Regions from separate parts of the Homo sapiens genome. Here region 1 is linked to region 2. A link is a contact called in ENCODE Hi-C or POLR2A ChIA-PET data. All regions are on one chromosome and are shown on one strand. The core of a region is the stretch at or near the end of the contact, and the rest is flanking DNA. Distances in the headings are between cores, read along the strand shown.

Region 1 (4,819 bases), core at 795-3,294, 100 kb after region 2:
ATTACCAGACATGGCTCTGGGTTTAGCAGTGCCAGGCTTCCAGTTTAGAAAGTCATTGGGCATACTATATGGCAGAGGCTCTTTTGAAAGCATGCACACCTATTAAATGCATTTTTTTAAAAAAAAAGCCTAAGGTAATGAAATATCAGCATCTGCTTCCAAGATCTAATTGCATGGAATAAGCAAGAGTTTCAAGGATGCAGAAAACATTATGTTCAGCAGAGAAGCAGCTTCCTGTCTACTTGGAATCTCCCATGTGGCAGCCCTGAGGTGGGAACCCTTTATGAGTTTAGAATGTATGTTGCAGGGTGCACTGTACTGGGTGCATCATTTTAAAACCATATTAATAATAAAAGAGGAAACCAAGACATGCTTCTCCTTCTCCCACTTGCATCTCAATATGCAAAAGGTTCTGTAGTGCTGGGCTCTTTGGCTAAAGGAATCAAAACATATTTGAAGAAGACAAGCCAGTTTAAGGAGCCTACAGTTTGTTCTTCACCACTCACTAAGAGGGCACATTGAAATCAAAAGCATTTTTGAAGTGTACTTAGAATTCTGTTTTGAACTTATCTAATCAGAGATAAGTATAGTCATAAAGTCACTCTCCTTCCACCATTTGGCTTCCCTTATCTCCACGCATTGTTCTTATCTCCTGCTAGTCTCAGCTACTGACAATAGATTATCTTTGTTTAGAGAGGCTAATTGTTTTCAAAATCCTTTTAATTATTGCTTTGGAACTAGGTGTGCAAATGAGGCTTAAGATAATTACAACTTCACTTGTTTGTGCAGTTTTACTAAGCATTCTCCACACATAAACAAAACAGCAGATGATGGGACTTAAATTGCAGTGCATCTCTCATTCCCTGGCAGCAAAATAGGCCAGCATTGCAACACACACACACACACACATACACACACACACACACACACACACACCTCTTTATTTAATCTTCTTGGAGCCGCTGTCGTTCTCGCTTTGAGGGCAGTGTCCCTCTCAGAGCAGGGTAAGGATTATATTACAACCGGACGGTTATTGGAGCCGGGCACAGTTTTATTTAATTTACACCACATCCAGCGCCTTTCGTACGAGGTTCCCAAAGCATTTTTGCTAATAGCAAGTAAAGCCTCTCGGCATTCCTCAGTAGCAGAGGTGGCACTGCAAAACACAACCGCACAGATGGGGAAATTGAGTCCAGAAGCTTCAGGAACCTGCTGGTTTCAATCGCAGAACATTAAGATACCAAATCACAAATGAACGCTCGGAGTCTCTAGGTGCTCAGCAAGTATGCTCTAAACAGCTCTCTGCCTGGTCTCAAATCATGGAGGTCTTTTGTGAACGAGGGAAACGCTGTCCGACTGGGAGTACTTGTGCCCTTTGGAGGGTGGTGTGCAGCAGTGGGGGGAGGACAGTGGTAGTTGGTGGGGGGAGGGAGGAGGAAATAGGGTTGGACTCCTCGAGCTGAAGCCAACCCGAAGCCACTCTTCCAGAGGCTGCATGCGCGGACCCTGGTCTGCTCTTGAATTATTTATCGCGTTCCATAAGCTATTCATCAATCCATTATTTATTCATTCCAACATTAAAGTAATTAAATATGAGCTCACCGGGAGAGGGCAAGTCTGCAAGGGATGAGGACAAGAGTACGGAGGGAGAGGGGAGGAATTAAGGTTTGGAGTCATTGATTTGTGCGGAGTTGTGCGCGACTCCCCTTAGGTGATACTGGCGACGGGTCCCGCGTTGCAGGGTCCTGACGCGCTCACCCACTCCCTACCTCCCCACACCTCCGCAGCGCAGCTCCCTCAGACCCCAACTGGCTTCCCACCTTTCCTCTTCCTTCTCCTCCCACCACTCCCTACCCGCGCAGCCCCGGCAACACCCCCAACCCCCAGCTCCGCAGCCTCGCCCTCCCCGCTCTGGGCGGTGCGGCCTCTCTGCCCAGCCGGGCGGCGCGCTGGCTGGCCAGCCCCGGATAGGCGCCGCCGGCAGCCAATCAGCGTGCCGGGGACGCTGCGCGCTTTAAGGCCGCTGCGGGGAGAACAGAAACCAAGTTCCCCGGCAACTAGCAGCATCCACCGGGCGGGAGGTCGGAGGCAGCAAGGCCTTAAAGGCTACTGAGTGCGCCGGCCGTTCCGTGTCCAGAACCTCCCCTACTCCTCCGCCTTCTCTTCCTTGGCCGCCCACCGCCAAGTTCCGACTCCGGTTTTCGCCTTTGCAAAGCCTAAGGAGGAGGTTAGGAACAGCCGCGCCCCCCTCCCTGCGGCCGCCGCCCCCTGCCTCTCGGCTCTGCTCCCTGCCGCGTGCGCCTGGGCCGTGCGCCCCGGCAGGCCCCAGCCATGTCGATGCTGCCGTCGTTTGGCTTTACGCAGGAGCAAGTGGCGTGCGTGTGCGAGGTTCTGCAGCAAGGCGGAAACCTGGAGCGCCTGGGCAGGTTCCTGTGGTCACTGCCCGCCTGCGACCACCTGCACAAGAACGAGAGCGTACTCAAGGCCAAGGCGGTGGTCGCCTTCCACCGCGGCAACTTCCGTGAGCTCTACAAGATCCTGGAGAGCCACCAGTTCTCGCCTCACAACCACCCCAAACTGCAGCAACTGTGGCTGAAGGCGCATTACGTGGAGGCCGAGAAGCTGCGCGGCCGACCCCTGGGCGCCGTGGGCAAATATCGGGTGCGCCGAAAATTTCCACTGCCGCGCACCATCTGGGACGGCGAGGAGACCAGCTACTGCTTCAAGGAGAAGTCGAGGGGTGTCCTGCGGGAGTGGTACGCGCACAATCCCTACCCATCGCCGCGTGAGAAGCGGGAGCTGGCCGAGGCCACCGGCCTCACCACCACCCAGGTCAGCAACTGGTTTAAGAACCGGAGGCAAAGAGACCGGGCCGCGGAGGCCAAGGAAAGGTACGCGGCGTGCTTCCCGCGACTCGGGCGACCCTAGGAAGCCGTCCTTTCTCCTCCGCCCCCTCCCGCCCCCGCAGGCACCAGCCACCAAGTCCTCCCCGCCGGCCGGAGCCCGTCCACGGGGCGGCGCGCAGGCCCTCCGCGGCGCTGCAGCGAAAGTTCATGAACTCTGAGGTTCCTTGCTAAGGATGGGGCCTCATTTGCTTTGAGCACCCGCGCGTGGGTTTCTCTGGGATGTGAGTGTCGGGAAATATTGGCGCTAGATTTGGTCTTTATGCCTCCCTGGCTGGCCGCGGCTATGAGTGGTGGGTGGAGAGTGAGTTTCTAAATCAACGGGCAGTGAAATGTTGATTGGTGTCGCAAGGAAAGGGGTTTGGTGGGAGCTGAGGTTCGCGAACCTCTCTCCTCTTGCTCCCCAGAGGGGTGAAGCTGGCCTGAGACATTGGCTCTGCCCCCACTCCCGCCTGGTTCTCCACAGCTCTCTCTTGATAGTCTTTTGGTTTAGAGGTAGCCTGCTTCATTTCTCACTAGCTGGACAAATGGAGGAGACTTTTAAAGATACAACAAAAAGAGAGCTTTGGGGAGAGTTGGCGCTGCATTTACTCCCCGGCGCCCCAAATTAAGAAAGGGTTGATCCTCGCCGTGCTCGCTCGCGCGTGGCCCGGCACTGCAGCCCGTCGGTCTGGCTGACCGCGCCGCATGCCCAGACGAGGAAAGGGTCTCCAGTCGCAGCCCTCTCTCGCACTGGAGCTCACAAGGCAATATTTTAAAAATTGGTCTCTACTTTCCCCCACCTCGGGGCAACACCTTCGGCCACCTGGGCAGGCTCCTTCTGTTCTCTATAGCGTTTCGGACAGAGATTCAGAAGGACGGTGGGGAGGTGGCTGTGGCGGGGAGAGCGCTCCGCGAAGCCAAAGAGTTTGGGGGAAAACCTGAGCGCAGGGGCCGGTTAGGTTTTCCTTTGTTCGCTTCCAAGACTAGGGGCCGAAGATCTTGCTCCCTTTCTTGTCTTGGTGGAAAACCAGAGCCAGGATAAATTCTGCTGAAATGGGCTTGTCGGGAGACAGAGACTGTGAGGATAAGGGGAAAGAAAGGAGACAGACAGGCGCTAGGAGTCGGGAGGACTGACGAGCACTCGGAAGGCGGAAGCGGCGAGGGAAGCGAAATCCTGAAGTTAACCGGTACCGAGTGCCCGGACTGACGCCCCAGCGCGCCGCGCCCGCTGGCAGCCTGTGCGGGGCGGCGAAGTTTCCCCTGCCCAGAAAGGATGGGTTGGGGTGGGTGTTGGTAGGAAGTTTGAGAGGGGGACACGAGGGGCTGAAGAGTTAGCAAGTAACACAGGAACAGGGATTGTATGGTTGCAGTTAGCCTTTAGTTACAAAACGGCCGTCCTATAAGCCAGGCCCGAGGGCCGACTCCAGATGAAATCAGAGACTGGCTGCGCTCCCTGTGTTTACTCAGGTCACTGGGCCGCGCTGGGCACCACTTCCCATGACCTGTTCTGTGTCTGCAAAACCACCAACTCTGGGCTGGGGCAGGAAAACGGGATGTTTAATTGTCTCCTCATATGCGAACAAGGCAATGGACTTGATTCACCCCAAACATTTGTGCATTGGACTCTGTCCTCTATCATTTCTTTATCACCAATATCTATTTATTGAAAGATTTTCAGTTACATTTAAATATGTTGCTAGTTTATATGTATTTAAATGTAACTGCTTGAACAAAATTTAAAACATATATTTTGTATGTTTCAAATAAATCCTGCTAATCTATCACTTTCTGAAATCTGGAAGAGAAAAGGACCTGGCTCCTAACAGGAGGCTCTGTCCGTAGCTCTCCATTTCTCCAGGTTCCTCTGACTCCTCACCTCCCCCATTACCCTTGGGGATGGGTGGAAGGGTAGAGCTCCTCCATTTGGGTTGGTG
Region 2 (4,559 bases), core at 482-2,981:
GGTAATCTTCACTATATTTTCTGCTTTACATGACTTTAGAATACAAATTCCAGGCTGTGTGCAGTGACTAGCCTACAATCCCAACACTTTGGGAGGACGAGGCAGGAGGATGGCTTGAGCCTAAGAGTTCAAGACCAGTATGGACAACAAAGCCTGACCCTGTCTCTACAAAAAATAAAAAATTAGGCCAGGCACAGTGGCTCACGCCTGTAATACCAGCACTTTGGGAGGCCAGGGCGGGTGGATCATGAGGTCAGGAGATCAAGAACATCCTGGCCAACATGGTGAAACCCCGTCTCCACTAAAAATACAAAAAGTAGCCAGGTGTGGTGGCACGTGCCTGCAGTCCCAGCTATTCTGGAGGCTGAGGCAGAAGAATCACTTGAACCTGGGAGGCAGAGGTTGCAGTGAGCTGAGATCACTTCACTGCATTCCAGCCTGGGCAACTAAAAAAAAAAAAATTAGGTAGGCATGGTGGCACACACCTATAGTCCTAGCTACTTGGGAGGTTGAGGCAGAAGGGTTCCTGAGCCCAGAGGTTTGAAGTTACAGTGAGCCGTGATCATGCCACTGCACTCTAGCCCAGGCAACAGAGTGAGATTTTGTCTCTGGAAAAAAAAAATACGTATATACAAATTCCACATAAGATTCAACTCCACTGTATTTCTTACTTACAGAAACAAATCTATTAACAAGGTGAAAGTATTTTTATAAAGAATTAGTTTCTCAAATTGCTACTTCATGCGTTATAGAATGTAATCCAGACCTTAGTCAATGACAGGAAGCTTACAGGATTCTCACTAAAAACACTAAATTATTATCACATCTTACATGATATTAAAATGTTTACCTTTACAATACTACTAGATTCCCCCTTGATTACTTCTGAATAAAAGTAGTTCATATGCCTCTGAACAAAAGCCACTTCTCTAATGACAATGGCTTGTTGAACATGCGCCCTTAGAAATTTCTCCCTATTGCCAGGCGCGGTGGCTCACGCCTATAATCCCAGCACTTTGGGAGGCCGAGGCGGGCAGATCACAAGGTCAGGAGATCGAGACCATCGTGGCTAACACGGTGAAACCCCGTCTCTACTAAAAATAAAAAAAAAATCAACCAGGTGTGGTGGCACACGCCTGTAGTCCCAGCTACTCAGGAGAGCGAGACAGCAGAATCGCTTGAACCTGGGAGGCGGAGGTTGCAGTGAGCCAAGATCGTGCCACTGCACTCCAACTCCAGCTTGGGCGACAGAGCGAGACTCGGTCTCAAAAAAAAAAAAAAAAAAGAAGAAATTTCTCCCTATTATTAAAAAAAAAATAAAATCCCTAATATGTGTACAGCTTTTGGCAATGTGCCTTTTGTTTTAATAAAGATGAAGGGATTCTATTAGTTATCTGTTGCTGCATAACAAAACACCACCAAGCTTGACAGCTTAAAACAATAAACAATTTATTATCTCACAAAATTTCTCAGTGTCAGGAATCCAGGAGCAGCTTATTTGTCAAGATATCAGCTGGGGCTGCAGTCATCTGAAGACAGGACTGGGACTGAAGACTAAGATGGCTCACTGACTTGGCGGTTAGTAGAAGGTCTCAGTTCTTAACCACACGGAACTTCATAAGGCTGCTGACGACACATAAACTGTCTTTCATGACAGCAAGTTGCCCAAGAACATAGAGAGTAACCACATGGAAAGCCACAAAGTCTTTGTTAAAGACCTAGCCTTGGAAATGAGAAACTTCTACCATATTCGATTGGTTATACAAGCAACCCTGATACAATCAGGGAGAAACTAAGCAAGGACATAAAAAGTAGGAGACAAAAATCACTGGGAGCCCTCTTGGATTCAAGGTATTCCAGTGATAAATATACATATGTGGTTGGTGTGGTTTTACATATGGCCACAAATTCTTTATACTTCTTTCATCAAAAGGGGAAGCCCAATTCCCCTTCCTCTGAATGTGAGCTGTATTTAGGACTCTGAACAAACAGAATGCAGCAGAAACGATGGTGTCTGAATGATGTTCATAGAAGACATCGTGGCTTCTGTTTGTCTCTCTCTTGAATCATCCACCTGAGGAGAAGAAAGCTACTATGTTGTGCGAACACTGAAGAAATCCTTAGGAGAGGCCCATGTGACAAAGAACTGACACCTCTAGCCAAAAAATAACAGTAAAGAACTGAGGACTCCTGACAAAAACCACATGAGTGAGCTTAATACAGTCAGCCCTCCATATACATGGGGTTTTGCATACTGTGAATACTGTATTTTCAATTCTTATTTGTTTTGTTTTTTGAAATCCACATATAAGTGGACACACACTTCAAACTCATGTTGTTTAATGGTCAACTGTTTATCCTCCAACTCCAGTCAAGCCTTCAAATGAATAGAGCCCCAGCTGAAACTTGATTGCAATCTCATGAGACACCCTGAGCCAAAACTACCCAGCTCAGCCATGCCCAAATTCCTGATGCACAAGAACCGTGAGAAAATAAATGTTTGTTATTTTAAGCCATTTAGTTTTAGGATAATTTGTTAGACAGCAATAAATAACTAGTGCAAGCCAGGTGCGGTGGCTCACGCCTGTAATCCCAGCACTCTGGGAGGCCAAGGTGGGTGGGTCACCTGAGGTCAGGAGTTCAAGACTAGCCTGGCCAACATGGCAAAACCCTGTCTCTACTAAAAATACAAAAATTAGTCGGGCATGGTGGTGCGTACCTGTAATCCCAGCTACTCGGGAAGCTGAGGCAGGAGAACTGCTCCAACCCAGGAGGCAGAGGTTGCAGTGAGCCAAGATCACACCACTGCACTCTAGCCTGGGCAACAGAGTGAGACTCCATCTCAAAAAATAATAATAATAAGTAGTACAATGGTAGAGTAATATGAAATTTCTTACAAAATTAGTTACTGAGTCAAAACTTAAAACAGCATTCTCCAAAGTGTTTTTTGTTTGTTTGCTTTGAGACAGAGCCTCACTCTGTCACCCAGGCTGGAATATAGTGGCACACTCATAGCTCACTGCAGCCTTGACCCCCTGGGCTCAAGCAATCCTCCTACCCCAGCCTCCAGAGCAGCTGAGACTACACAGCACACACACATACAAATAAGAAGATAAAAATTAAAAGAACTCCTCTGTGAAAGTATTATGTATAATTTTTTTCTTTTGTCAAAACATTTTTTAATATTATCTTGTGGCATTTTTTCAATAAAACATAATAGACATGCTTAAAATAAATCTATTTTAAAATACATTTTTTAAAAAATGCAAATATTAAAAACTATATTCCTAATCCCAAAGAATATAGAAATAGATCCTTAACTGGTCCTCACTTATGCTCCAATAGATCTCAAAAATACAGCATCTGGCATGTCATACTTCATAAATCCCATCACTTTTGAAAGCTTTTTTGTCCCATATCTTCTATTCCAAATCCATTCTAGATCAGTAGCAAGAAATAAGATCAAATAAAACAACATATTTTGGTAACATTATCTGAAACAGTACCAAAATATGATGATTTTTTTAGAAACATGTCAGTTAACACCAGGAAGTAAACACAGTAGAACTATTTATAAAGAAATTATATCTAATATTGGTAAATTTCAAGATATTTATATTTTAATGAGCTGAATTGTTTATAAGTAAACCAGTTAGTGCTAGATGCAGTTTGCTTCAGTTACCTGAAATTAGAACAGCAAGTTCATTAAATATATATAAATCAGTGGTGCAGAGGCACTGCACCATATTGATGGAGGCTTCATTGATTTTCAATGATATAACCACTATCATATTTGTGTTCTAAAAAAACTGAGTGAGGTATACAATCACTTGTCCTCATCTCAAAATTCTTTTTTTTTTTACATATTCCAACTTAGTAAATGAAAAGAAAACCTAACACTCCAAACATTTCTGATAAAGTCTGTTAAATTTTAAATTTTCTTATCTTTTTGTAGAGAATATATATATTTGTTTGTACATGTAAATAATCTATATTTCTTTAAAAATAAATATGAAAAATAAAAATACTATAAAATAAGTTATCCTACAAATCATTTCACTGCATCAACAATACAATTCATTTAGGCTTCCTAGTTGACATCTGATTATACCTCAAAAACCAAATACTATGTCATTGCTTATATATCATCAATAAAAAATAAAGATGTGGCAAATACAATATCAGGAAAAATATCATTATTGAATATTCAAAGATGCTTTTTATCGTAAGCTAGCACCCTAGAAAATAAAATATAAAGAGAAAATTGTTCTAAGTAGATCAAAATGATTTTTAATATTGTAGTTTTTTCATCTTATGCATGAGTTTGAGTTACAACCCAGTTGCATTACAGTAAAAAAAAATGTATTTAGTCAACAGGTAATCAAAATGTAATTGAAAATTAATTTTGAAATTTAATTTCTGAATGGGATTTACACACAAAAAAAGAGACTGGAGCTGTCCAGGTGGGCTATGCAACCATATATCCTTTCTTAGGCTTCAGTTTCCCCATTTGATTAAAAAAAAAAAAGAAGGTGGAGGGAGACATAAAATACAACTAG

Evidence for each region. A loop is a pair of places that touch in the nucleus more often than their neighbours do. ChIA-PET counts read pairs that join two places held with the same protein, here RNA polymerase II (POLR2A). Pooled maps may share reads with other maps.
Region 1: a map with no recorded cell type shows a loop between it and region 2 (2.2-fold over the local background). The contact joins the promoter of SIX1 here to the enhancer-like site in region 2. A Hi-C loop is called at or near these places in 9 of 37 single-sample maps with no recorded cell type and 8 of 50 pooled maps. POLR2A ChIA-PET finds 5 or more read pairs at or near these places in 2 of 52 experiments (BJ and activated CD4-positive, alpha-beta T cell).

What each region holds. Positions count from the first base shown.
Region 1 is chr14:60,646,702-60,651,520 of GRCh38, reverse strand. SIX1 (SIX homeobox 1) reads left to right here and starts at 2,044. Exons shown (of 2, transcript NM_005982.4): 1 at 2,044-2,891. The coding sequence starts at 2,332. MIR9718 (microRNA 9718) reads right to left here and starts at 2,873; the gene lies at 2,810-2,873. RefSeq lists a silencer at 1,888-2,127 and enhancers at 2,138-2,758, 2,759-3,380, 3,381-4,002, 4,003-4,625.
Region 2 is chr14:60,751,068-60,755,626 of GRCh38, reverse strand. All of the region lies in intron 1 of MNAT1 (MNAT1 component of CDK activating kinase), which reads right to left. Among named protein-coding and RNA genes, the nearest start is that of MNAT1, 19 kb to the right of the region's middle. RefSeq lists enhancers at 1,512-1,561, 1,972-2,251. Within about 2 kb of position 1,731, at least 5 of the 41 ENCODE cell types and tissues checked have a DNase peak (open chromatin) inside an H3K27ac peak, as active enhancers do.